Linked DNA regions of Homo sapiens: region 2 is linked to region 1. Evidence: chromatin contacts called from ENCODE Hi-C or POLR2A ChIA-PET data. All regions are on one chromosome and are shown on one strand. Each heading gives the region's core, a stretch centred on a gene start or an enhancer-like site at or near the end of the contact. The rest is flanking DNA. Distances are from core to core; before and after follow the strand shown. Region 1 has its middle 150 kb from the start of NDUFV2. Region 2 has its middle 160 kb from the start of GACAT2.

What was found. Hi-C counts contacts between places; a loop is a spot of excess contacts on that map. ChIA-PET counts read pairs that join two places held with the same protein, here RNA polymerase II (POLR2A). Pooled maps may share reads with other maps.
Region 2: a loop to region 1 is called in a map of dorsolateral prefrontal cortex, with 11 times the contacts of the local background. The contact joins two enhancer-like sites. A Hi-C loop is called at or near these places in 6 of 168 maps with a recorded cell type or tissue (PC-9, dorsolateral prefrontal cortex, endothelial cell of hepatic sinusoid and 3 more) and 1 of 50 pooled maps. POLR2A ChIA-PET finds 5 or more read pairs at or near these places in 2 of 52 experiments (AG04450 and PC-9).

Annotation. Positions count from the first base shown.
Region 1 is chr18:8,945,261-8,951,857 of GRCh38, reverse strand. No RefSeq gene overlaps it. Among named protein-coding and RNA genes, the nearest start is that of NDUFV2, 150 kb to the left of the region's middle. RefSeq lists an enhancer at 2,469-3,241. Within about 2 kb of position 3,062, at least 5 of the 41 ENCODE cell types and tissues checked have a DNase peak (open chromatin) inside an H3K27ac peak, as active enhancers do; they include dorsolateral prefrontal cortex, where a contact is called at or near this core.
Region 2 is chr18:8,867,398-8,873,320 of GRCh38, reverse strand. No RefSeq gene overlaps it. Among named protein-coding and RNA genes, the nearest start is that of GACAT2, 160 kb to the right of the region's middle. Within about 2 kb of position 1,685, at least 2 of the 41 ENCODE cell types and tissues checked have a DNase peak (open chromatin) inside an H3K27ac peak, as active enhancers do; they include dorsolateral prefrontal cortex, where a contact is called at or near this core.

The DNA.
Region 1 (6,597 bases), core at 1,813-4,312:
GCGACTACACAAAATGGTTTCTATGTATTTTTATCTGCTTTGGTTTCCTCTGTCCCCTGGGAAGTTAAGTACATGTTTCCTTTGCAGGTGAAGACTGCACCAGTCAAGGTGGTTAAGTGACTTCCTGTATGGCAGATGCAACTGACAGCAGTAACTTAAGCACACCCTGAGAATGACCCTGTGGTCTAAGAAGAATGTGTGTCTGGGAGTGGCCAACCCAGAGACTCACTCCTTATCTATGAGGGACATCCGAACCCCTGGTCCATTCCTTGGAACACAGGTGTACAGGGGATTGAAGCCTTTGTTTTGGTTTAAACAGAGGTTGATAGATGGAGGGTGGGAAGTGAAAATTGCCATATAAACTGCATGCTTTTTCAAACAATAGCAGTTCTCATGTCTAGCCCCCCGTTCCTGGACTGCCCCGTATGTGGGTCCTCAATCAACAGTCTGGTCTACTAGCTCTGGATCTCTTCTTCAGCCTCTCGGACAGGGCACCATCCCTATTGGAATCAACAGGGGTCCAGCACAACACTTCCCCAGAATCATACAGCTGGGGTGTAATGGAGCCATGATCTGAACCCAAGTCTACTTCTAAAACACTTACTGTCCCACCAACTAAATTGGCCTGGGCCTCTAAGTCAACTCTAATAGAGTTGGGATGAGTTGCTTCTCACTAGACCTATTGCTTCTTTCTAGAACTTCTGTCCCTGAAGGGGCAGAAGGGAAGCATTACCAGGCACCTGGAATTGTGTTGGCCACTATCTTAGTCTGTTCCTGCTGCTATAACAAAATGCCTGAGGCTGGGTCATTTATAAAGAACAGAAACTTACATCTCACAGTTCTGGAGGCTGGAAGTCCAATGTTAAGGCACCAGCTGGTTCAGTATCTGGTGAGGGCTGTTCTCTGCTTCAGGTGGTAAACCTACCACCACGTTGAGGATTAGGTTCCAACACCTGCATTTTGGAGGGAGGGACACAGTCATTCACACCATAGCACCACCTTCACATATCCCATACAATCCTCACATCAACCCAGCAAAGCAAGGACTATTATCCTTATGTTTACTTATTGTATCCATTTTTTTATGCTGCATAACAAATTACCGTAAACTCAATGGCTTAAAACAACACACATTTATTATGTTTCTGTGGGGCAGGTGTCTGGGCACAGCCTAGCTGGGTCCTCAGCAAAACTGCAATCAGGGTCCTGACCAGGGCTGCGTTCTCATCTCGAGACTCCCATGGGTAAGGGTCTCCATCCAAACTCACCAAGGCTGTGGAAAGATGTAGACCTCAGGGTAGCTGGCTTCTTCAAATCTTTCAAACAGACCAAGTCTTATATAACTACATAATCCTGAGAGTCACACTGCATCACGTTGGTCATATTCTGTTGGTTAGGAGCAAGTCACAGGGGTCATGGGGCCACCTTAAAGTCTATGCAATACACATACGCACATGTGCAGAAACTTAACCTCAGCTAGATGCTCATTTCTTTCAGTGCAGTTAGATGTCATGACGGGATGGAGATGGCGTGATGCTGAGGAAACTTTGACTGTGGTGTTCCTTATGTGCATGTCCTTTTCCAAGGCCTGGGGAGGGGCCCGTGGGTGGACCTAAGTTTTGTCCCTGAAGCTTGTGCATATATGCAAAATAACAAACATAAAAACTGCTAGGGCCCCTCCCAGGGCTTACAGGTGACAGGCCTTACAGCTTAGGTTTCTTGGTAAATCTGCCCCCTGTGGACGTGTCATCACTATTATTCGAATTTCTCTGGGGTATCATTTAGTCTATTACAGGATCTGGAAAATAGCAATCATTCAAAAGACTGCACATCCCTAAGTCAGCAGCGGCACTCTCTCAGTGCGACCTCTTCTCCCGCAGTTTGCTTCCCGCACCTCCCCCCTCCTCTGCCACGCTGGCTCTTGGTGCCACCTGGTTGGGAGTGGTGCCGCGGCCTCTGTTTCTCCCACTCCCTCAGCCCTCACCTTTCTGTTTTCTTCTCAAACCAGCTAGGTGTTCACAGAACCAACTCCCAAGCTCATTTTTTCTTAGTGTTGTACCCATCTGGCAAAAACCCCATCCCAGATGAGACAAGAAGTATCATATATGTGTGTCTGTGTGTCCGTGTGTGGGGGTCTGTGTCTGTGTTTCTGTGTGTATGTGTGTTTGTGTGTCTGTGTTTCTGTGTGTCTGTGTCTGTGTGTGTGTGTGTGTGTGTGTGTGTGCATACTTTCTCTCTGCTCCAGGAGAGCCACACCCCAGCGCGCAGGTCCTGCCATGCTCAGGGGGTGTGATATTCCCCCCTCGCTGTGTCTGTGGCCCCCCTCGCCCTCTCACTCTCCAGAGGACCCATCGCGCTGTCCCTCTCCTGGCTCTCAGCTGCCCGCTCCTCCTCCTCCCTCTCAGCCGATGACTGAGCATCCCACTTCACAGAGAAAATAGAAGCTACCAGATGGCTGTGCCTGTCTTTCTCCTACCGTGTCTGCGAGCCCGCTTTCACCCTCCACATCCTTGCCTTCCTCTGGGGAGAAGTGGCTAACTCCACACCAGGCTCACTCTCCACCTGCGCTCTGGGCCTCCCTGCCCCACCCCTGCTGCCTTCTCGGAAATCTCACTGTATGGATTAGCCCTTTTCCCCTTTGAATGATCTATTTTATCTTTATATCTACCCCCTCCCCCCGCAAAGGACTTTCTCATCGGTTTTTAGACATCTGGAAACCAAACCAATCAGAGTCAAAGGAGAGGAAGGGAAATTGACTCTGAGTTGTCCCTCCACACCCCTCACCCCTGCAGCTCCGCCCTGTCTCTTTCCACCTCTACACAGCCAAGTTTCTGGAAACACTTGATAATAGGCACTGTCTTCGTTTTCTCACTTTATATTCATTCTTCAAGGACTCCACTTCTGTGATGCATTGGTTCAGCTTTGTTTAGGTGTCCTGTCATTACTAAATTCCGGAAAGGTTCGTTGTCTCTTTCAGCCTCATCTGACACTGCCAGCCTAACCACTCCCTCTTTCAAACACTGGCCTTCCTTGCCTTCTGAGGAAGATACTGTGGGCTGACTCATTCAGCATTCATTCTATTCCTGCTTTGCATACCTTCCTGGCAGTGGAGAGAAAGCTAAAAATGACATTTTCCATATTCCCTCTCCACTGTTTCCAGTTGAGGTTTCAATTCCACCCATCAGGCGCCCTCTCTGGGACTGTCATTTGAAACTGAGATGCTGGGCAGGGAGGCAGGGCTGGAGGCATCACTTTTTGCTGCTGTGCATCGCAGCAGGGCAGGAAGGTTCTCCAGCCAAGAGCAGGGATGTAGCTTCCAGATCGATGACTCCCTGATGATGGCAGAGGCAGCAGCTCCTCTGACACTTATTCCTGGAAGCTCAGCCTAGCCTCTGTGTCCTTGCTTTTCCCAACAATTCTATGAATTGCTAGTGACTTTAAATACATGTCTTTTATTTAAATTAGCTAGAGTGTATTCTGTTGTCTGAGACAGCATTGATCAAAGCAATGACCGTAACACAGCACTACCTTCCTCTTCTTGAGCCTCATGGCTCCTCCTCCTATTGGTGGCTTTCCGTCTGGCCATGTATTGAAGCAGTCCTCATGGCCCCGTCCTCACCTCCTTCCTTGTCTTCTTGTCTTTTCTCCTACGCTCGACATTCCTATCCATATTCATGCTGCAGTCAGCACTAGATAAAATGATGCAGGGATGCTACGTCCAGCCAAACCACCTTTCTGTAGGCCACTCAATTTGTGGCAATTTGTTAGGGCAGCAATGGAAAACTAATACACTGGTAGAAACTAAGTGTTTAAGAAACCAATGTATTGGTTTTCTATTGCTGCCCTAACAAATTGCCACTAATTTAGTAGTTTAAAACGATATCCATCGTTATCTCACAGTTTTGTAGGTTCAAAGGGTGGGTGCAGTGGGGCTCAGCTGGGTCCTCTGCCTAGAGTCTCACAAAGCTGAAATCAAGCTGTCAGCAGGGGAGCATTCCATTCGAGGCTCTGCGGGTGAATCTCTGCCAAGCTCACTCAGGTTGTTGGTAGCATTTGGTTCTTTGTGGCTGAAGGACTGAGGTCCCTGTTTCTTTACTGGCTGTCAGCCAGGGCCTTTCACAGCTCCTTAAGGCCATCTGCATTCCTTGTCACGTTGCCCTTTCCTTCTTCAAACCACCGATGGTGTATTGAGTCTTTCTCATGCTATGAATCTCTCTGGCTTCACCTTCTGCCTTTTTTTTTTGAAACGGAGTCTTCCCAGGCTGGAGTGCAGTGGCGCAATCTCAGCTCACAGCAAGCTCTGCCTCCTGGGTTCACGCCATTCTCCTGCTTCAGCCTCCCAAGTAGCTGGGACTACAGGTGCCTGCCACCACGCCTGGCTAATTTTTTGTATTTTTAATAGAGACAGGGTTTCACCATGTTGGCCAGGATGGTCTTGATCTCCTGACCTCATGATCTGCCCGCCTCGGCCTCCCAAAGTGCTGGGATTACAGGTGTGAGCCACCACGCCCAGCCTCCTTCTGCCTTTTTTTCTGATTGCAGTTGGAGAAATTTCTTTGCTTTTTTGTGTTTTTGCTTTCTTTTTTTTTGAGACAGAGTTTCACTCTGTCGCCCAGGCTGGAGTGCAGTGGTGCAATCTTGGCTCAGTGAAACCTCTGCCTCCTGGGTTCAAGGGATTCTTGTGCCTTAGCCTCCCAAGTAGCTGGGATTACAGGTGCCCAGCACCACAGTCAGCTAATTTCTGTATTTTTAGTACAGATGGGGTTTTGTCATGTTGGCCAGGCTGGTCTCGAGCTCCTGGCCTCAAGTGATCCTCCCGCCTTAGCCTCCCAAAGTGCTGGGATTACAGGTGTGAGTCATCGTGCCCTGCCTGTTTTTGCTTTCTTAATTCCTTTTTTTTTCTTTTTTTTGCAATTTTTTTATTGAGACAAAAACTCACATAACATAAAATGCATCATTTTAAAGTGTACAATCCCATGGATTTTAGTATATTCACAATGTCGTGCAACCGTCACCATTGTCTAATTCCAAATCATTTCTATCACTGCAAGAGGAAACCATGGAAACCGTAAGCAGTCACTTTTCCCCTCTGCCTGTTCCCTGGCAACCACTCATCTATTTTCCATCTCTTCGAGTTTGCCTATTTTGGACATTTCACTTGAATGGAATCATTCGCTATGTGACCTTCACTCTCTGGCCTCTTTCACTTAGCATAATGTTTTTAAGGTTCATCCCTGTTGCAGCATGAATCAGCACTCCCTTCTTTTTTATAACTGAATAATATTCCATTGTATGGATGTACCACAGTTTGTTGATTCATTCATCGGTTGATGGTTATTTGGGTTGTTTATATTTTTGGCTATTGTGAATAATGTGGCTATGAACATTCATGTGCAGATATTCGTGTGAACATACATTTTCAATTTTTTTGAGTATATATGTAGGAATTGAATTGCTGGGTGCTATGGTAACTTCATGTTCAACTTTTTGAGGAACTGCCAAACTGCTTAAACTGTTTTTAACAGTGGTTGCATCATTTTACATTCTTCCCAGCAATGTATGAGGGTTCCATTTCTCTACATTCTTGCCAACATTTATTATTTTCCTTTAAAAAAAATTACAGTCATCCTAGTGGCATCTCACTGTGGTAGTGAAGTGGTATCTCACTGTGGTTTTAATGTGCCTTTCTCTAGTGAGTAATAACATAAGCATCTTCTCATGTGCTTGCTGACCATTTGTGTAGCTTCTTTGGAGAAATGTCTATTCAAGGCTTTCACCCTATTTTTGAATGGATTTTTGTCTTTCTATTTCTGAGTTGCAAAAGTTCTTTGTATATTCAGGATACATAGTTTCCAGTAAGTGTTGTTCAATAATTCAATAATGAGCTATTATTGTAACCATAATAGGTTTGTTGCCTGATGCGCACAGCAAGTCAATATGCCAAGACATCAGTTTGCAGCAGAGGAAGAGGTTTAATTACAGAGCCACCTACTAAGGAGATGGGAAGGAACCTTAAATCCAACTCCATGAAGAGTTTTGGACTAGGGTTTTTAAGGGTTTGGAGTGGGACAAAATGTGGAGATTATTGATTGGCTGAAGAGTGCAGGGTGAAGTCATGGGACAAGGAGAGGAAGAAGCTGTGTTCTCTTGCTGATTCCATTCCTCCGTGGGGTCTTCACACTGGTTGGTGTCAGCTGTTTCACTGGAATTTGGGCTCTGAGAAACATCTTAAGCAATCCTTAAACGAAGACTTTATGATTCTAATGTCAGTGATCCTGTCTATAGGAACAATGGGGATGCAAATCAATTCCTAGGCAGTCTTAGGACATTAATGTCAGCAATCCTGTCTGTGGGAGCAATGGGGATGCCAGTGGTCAGTACCTAGTGCCGAGTGACTTTCAGCAGCAAGGAAGTGGGCCAGAGTGCAGCCTGATTAATGCTTAATTACAATTATATTTCTGTCTAGAACCCAGCGTGCAATCCTTGTGAACCTGTGAGGACAGTGTCATTATGTTGCAGTTGTTGCTAGTGTCTGGATAGAGACAAAATTCCTTAAGGGTGCCTATGAGACCCTGTGTGGCCTGGTCCCTTCCTCTC
Region 2 (5,923 bases), core at 436-2,935, 77 kb after region 1:
TCCAGTTGATTAATTGTAAAATAGCTAAGGCTTAACCAGAAGCCTAAAACTCCTACATAACTGAAATATCTGTGTAAGATAGAGCCATTAGCAAGGAAGACCTTCTTAGTAATGAAAAAAGAGCAAGAACTGTCCCTTACAATAGCATCAAAAAGAATGGAATACTTGGGTATATATTTAACAAAAGAAGTACAAAACTTAAATGCTCTGAAGACTACAAAACATTATTAAAAGAAGTTAAACAAGACCTAAATAAATAGAAAGACACCTCATGTTCAAGAATCAGAATACCTAATATTGCTAAGATGGCAACACTCCCCAAAAAGATCTATAGAGTCATTTAGTGCAATCTCCATCAAAATTCCAGCTGGGTTCTTTGCAGACATTGATAAAATCATCCTAAAATTCATATGGAAATGCAAGAGACTCAGAATAGCCAAAATTATCTTGAAAGAGAAGAACAAAGTTGGAAGACTCAATTTCCTGGTATCAAAACTTACCATAAAGCAATAGTAATCAAGATACTGTGTTAGTAGCATAAGGAGTGATATACAGACCAATGGAATACAATTGAGAGTCCAGAAATAAATCTTCAAATTTTCAGTCAATTGAATTTCAACAAGGGTGCCTAGATAACTCAATGGGGAAAAGAATAGTCTTTTCAATAAATGGTTCTGGGACAGCTGGATATCCACATGTAAAAGAATTAAATGGATGTCCTACCTCACACCATATAAAAAAATTAACTCAAAATGGATCAAAGCCTAATTGTAAAAGCTAAAACTATGACACTTGTTAAAAACAATAGATGTAAATCTTCATGACCTTGGATTAGGCAATAGTTTCTTAGATATGGCACCTAAAGCACAAGTAGCCAAAGAAAATACAGACAAATTGGACTTCATAAAAATCAAAAACTTTTGTGGTTCAAAGGAGACCATCAAGAAAGTCAAAAAAGGGCTGGGCACAGTGGTTCATGCCTGGGTCCCCACTACTCAGGAGGCTGAGGCAGGAGGATCACTTGAGTCCAGGAATTTGAGGCTGCAGTGAGCTATGGTTGTGCTACTGCACTCCAGCCTGGGCAACAGAGCAAGGCCCTGTCTCAAAAAAAAAAAAAAAAAAAAAAAAAAAGACAACCCATAGAATGGGAGAAAATATTTGCAAATTGATATCTAGAATATACAAATAACTGTTAAATATCTAGAATATACAAATAATTATAATACGACATACAACCCAATTAAAAATGGGCAATGGATCTGAATAGACATACTCCAAAGAAAATATGCAAATGAACAATAAACACATAAAAAGATGCTCAATATCATTAGCCATCAGAGAAATGCAATCAAAAGCACAATGAGATAAAACTTCACACACTAGGATAGCTATAAGCACAAAGACATATAATAAAATGTGTTGGCTAGGATAAAGAGAACTGGAGTCTTCATATATCATTAGTGGGAATCTAAAATGGTGCAGCCTCTGTGGAAAACAGATTGGCAGTTCCTCAAATTGTCAAATATAGAATTACCATATGGTCTAGCTATTCTACTCCTAGGAAAATACCCAAGAGAAATGAAGACATATGTCTACATAAAAACTTGTAGATGAATGTTCACAGTAGCATTATTCATAGCCTTGGGGCTAGATGACTACTTACAAGATGGCTCACTTGCAGGACTGGCACATTGGTGGTGGCTGTTGGCTGGGAGCCCAGCTGGGGCCATGGGCCTGAGGACCTGGGTCTCCTCTCCGTGGACCTCTCCATGAGCTGTTGAGCTTCCTCCCAGCAGGATGACTGGGCTCTGAGAAGGAGGAGCACCCCAGGAGACAGCAAGTAGAAGCTGCTGGTTTCTTAAGGTCTGCATCCAGAAGCTGGTACCATAACTTCTGTTGTACTTTATTGGGTAAAGCAGTCACAGAGCCCAGATTCAAGGGCAATGGACCCCAACTCTTGATGGAAGGAGTGTTAAAATTTTGATAACATGTTTTATAACTTTCGCACCCCATGGTGATTTTCAGAGCTGGGATTGAATCTAGTTATGTCTGACTTTAGAGTTCAAAATCTTAATTCTGCTTTGCATTTTAAGTAGGAGGGGTGAGAGACCCTGGGATGGAAAAATGGACAGGCTATTTCAAATAGAATTAGTTGGTATTGAAAGGGGTGCTTGTTATGGCTACGCTACCCTGCTCATAAACCAGATCATTTTGAAAAAAGTGCTTGCAGTATTTATGGCAAATTTCAATGATGTCACTTTAATGCTGAGTTTCTGGAGGTGGGAAGGCTGCTTATATCAGAGATGAGGCTATTAAAGAACAAACAGGAGATGGGCTTGTTTTCCTTTTAGCAACAGATCTGTGGCTAGGAGTCACCATTAGTGGAAAGAGCTCTGTCTTTGCCTTGGTTCAGGCAGAGAAGAGCATTCTCTTTACTGTGGACATGCCTTAACTCAACACCGTGTAACTCAGCAGGGCTTTAATACTTGGGCTACAATTAAGCCACTCAAAACCCCATTATTCCACCTGACAGATGGGCATGTGTCAGCATGATTCAAACTTGGTAGCACATCAAAACGGGGAGTCAGGGCTTCATTCAGCGGTTGGTGTTAAGCTGCAAATAGAATCCAGCCTCTTTTTTTATTCTATTCTGTTAGTGTTTCCAAAAGTTGCTGCCCACAGGATGGGGAAATTCCAGCCACCGCCCACATTTGGTTTAGAGATCTTGGATTTTGATACCGTAGAGATGAAGATGTGCATAAGTCACAGCTGCTAAAAGATGGGTCTAAGTGAATACAACATGGCAAATAGGATCTTGTTGCGTGGATAATAAGAGATTTTCCTGAGTGAACCTGTGTGGAGGGACTGGAGCCTCACCATGGAAGTGACCTAGTGAGTAGGTCCAGGGATGCATTGTCTTCCAATGGTACCCATTAATAAGGAGAACATAGCCACCTTTGCTAACCATAAAGCTTATTTTCTAGAATAAGACATCCTTACTGGGATTTCCAAGAGCCGTGATCCTGGAACCACACTGGGATGACCCCCTCCCAGTGCAGCACGACACAGGCTGTATCTATCCAAATGCTTCCTCCAGGTCCTCATCCTTGGAGTGGTCCAGCTTAAAGTGCTCTGTGAAGATAATTCGCAGAGTGGCTGCAGTCTTTGGGAGAAGGATGACGGTCTACAGACAGTTCTGTTACAGGAATAACCAAGAAAACTACTTTATGGGATGACTGGCAAGGGGTTGTGTCCCTAGGATTAGGAAGGATGAGGAATCTGGCATAGGACAGAACGGTCTGTCAGATGGCCCTGTGACAAGGTTTTTCCTTTTACTGTGCCCTGTTCTGAGTGACCAGGGAACTACCAAGGAATATTCCCAGAGTCTGTACCTGGCAGAGCTGATGGTGCAGTTCGCTGCAGACTTGCACAGGCTGGAACTCTTCCACCTCTAATGGACCAGACACCATTAGCACCATTGATCTCTGGCCAGGATGCAGACTGAACCCCTCCCTGGCTGATTTATGAGAAAGGTACCGAGACAAGAGCATCGACAGACTGGCTCCTGGGGTGTGGTCCAGGCTGTGGCTGGAATCCTTTCAACACCAGCCTTCCATCAGGAGCGGAGACCTCAGAAGTGAAGAAGAAGAAAAAAGCAGAGAAGTCGAGGCCGACAATTTGTCATCAGTTGGTAGTCTGAAGCAGCATAGGTAGAAAAAGCAGCCTGGAGGTTTAGGAGGACAAAGCTGGTAGAATGAGGACCATCAGAAGAGCAAAGGTTTAGGTGAGCAGTTTATCTGGAGAAGTCAGGGTCAAGAGTAAAAGCTTAAAGGCATCTGGTGGCCTCTGCCTTCCCACTCCTTGCAGATGGGGACTTGCCTGTCATTTTCAGATCCAGCTCTGAAGAATTCCTGCATCAGTCCTCACTGAGAAGACAGCATTTTAGCAGTAAGCTCAGCCTCTGACCCAGGGGATTTAGAATTGTCAGTGTTCTGGGATATAGAGGCCTGGTCACAGTGGGCAGACTCCCTCTTCTCTCTCAGGTATGATTCTCCTTTGCTGTAGTCCTGGGTCCTGCTCTGCTGGCCCGAGCCCCAAAATAGGTATGCTCTGTGCTGCCAAATTGGCCTTGTATGTGACTTTGTGCCTTCCGTCTAACCTTCTGTCTGATTATGCTACCCAAGGCTTCTGAATCCTACCCTATGGGGGCTTGTAACCTGCTGCCTCCCATCAGCCTCCCATCTCCAGGCATTCATAGATCCCTGGGGGCCCTGTGGTGGTAAGAGGTATGTGCTGACTGTTACCCCCTCTGCCTGGCTGGCAGCTGGATTGCAGCCTGCAAGATCCTGAGCTGAGGACCCAGTCTGCTGTGACCAGGCCTTTATATCCCAGATCACTGACTTAATTCTAAATCCCCCAAGTCAGAGGCTGAGATTGTTGCTGAAATGCTGTCTGCTCAGCAAGGACTGATGTGGGAACTCTGCCAGGCTGGATCTGAAGGTGACAGGCAAGCCCCACCTTCCATAGACTCCCAACCCTTGGACACTGTGAGATAATAAACACAGGTTGTTGTAAGCTGGTAAATATCTGATAATTTGTTATCCAGCAATAGAAAAAGAGCCACCATATTCGAGCTTTCTGCTGCCTCCTCTGGCCAGGCTGTCTTGTTTGTATGTGACCTGGTCCCCCCAGTGTCATGTTCTATCCTCCCAGGGCAGAATGTCCTTCCAGCAGCTGCTCTGGAGTCTGGCTGGCGGGACTTGCGTGCCTCAGTGGGTGAGCTCTGCTTCAGACGGAGGACCCTGCTTCCCAGGCTGCCTTCCCCTCTGTTTGGGCTGAGATGAGACCCAGAGCATGACAATGTCCTCAGAGGAATGTAGCAACTCATCCCCTAGTGGTTTCAGGAACACAATAGTAGATCATGCTTAGATCTCCAAGCCTCCTGCTGGTATTGCTCTTGCCACCCAAGTTCTAAACGGATTGAGAAAAGACAAAGGAGTTGGCAGACAGAGACCAACCTAGCACCTTTCCTACTGATGAGGATGGTATGTGAGGAAGAGGGTTAGATCTATAGGCATGGGGGCATCCGATCACAACAGCCCAGCACCAGGCAGGCCCCAGCCCAGGCAGCAGGCACGGGGAATGTGGAGCAGAAGGTGGGCTTCCTCAGCGGGGCTACTCCCAAGCAGATGGAGACAGCAAGGGGCTGGATACACGAGGCTCTCCCTCATGGTGGAGGCCACTCCACTTTTGCTGAGCAGAAGTGAGGAAGACCAGACGTCACAATGGCCTGTTTGTTAAGATTGTTTCTGCACGGAAGAAAATACCAGGAGCAAAGAGGCATCTCCCCTGACATCCACTATTGGTAAAGGGGAGAAGCCTCAGATACATGATGAAGTCCTCTCTGGCTAACCTTGCAAAGCGGGGACAAACCATCCCACCCGCAGCTCAGCTGACAGGCTGGGCATGTTCAATTCCAATGAGAGTGGAGGCGAAGCCAAAATGGCAACAAAACACACCAGTAGATACACTTACTGAGCACATAGTTCTTAACCTAATTGAGCGGTTTGGTCAGAGATTTCCTGGTGAGGGGAATGTCTATTAGTTACACAGTACCAATTCTTTAAAAAAAAAGTTGTGGTAACATATATGTTATTTTATATGATATAAAATTTACTATTTAGCCATTTTAAATGTACAGTTTGGTGACAATAAATACATTCACACTCTTGTGCAAACATCACCACTATTCATCTCCAGAACTTTTTCATCTTCCCAAAGCAAAACTGTATCCATTACACACCAACTCCCCGTTCCTCCCTCTAGCTCCTGGTAACCACCAATCTACTTTCTGTCTCTATATGTAGATTGAGCTACTCATATGTCTGAGTCAGTTCAGGCTGCTATATAACAAAACTACTAT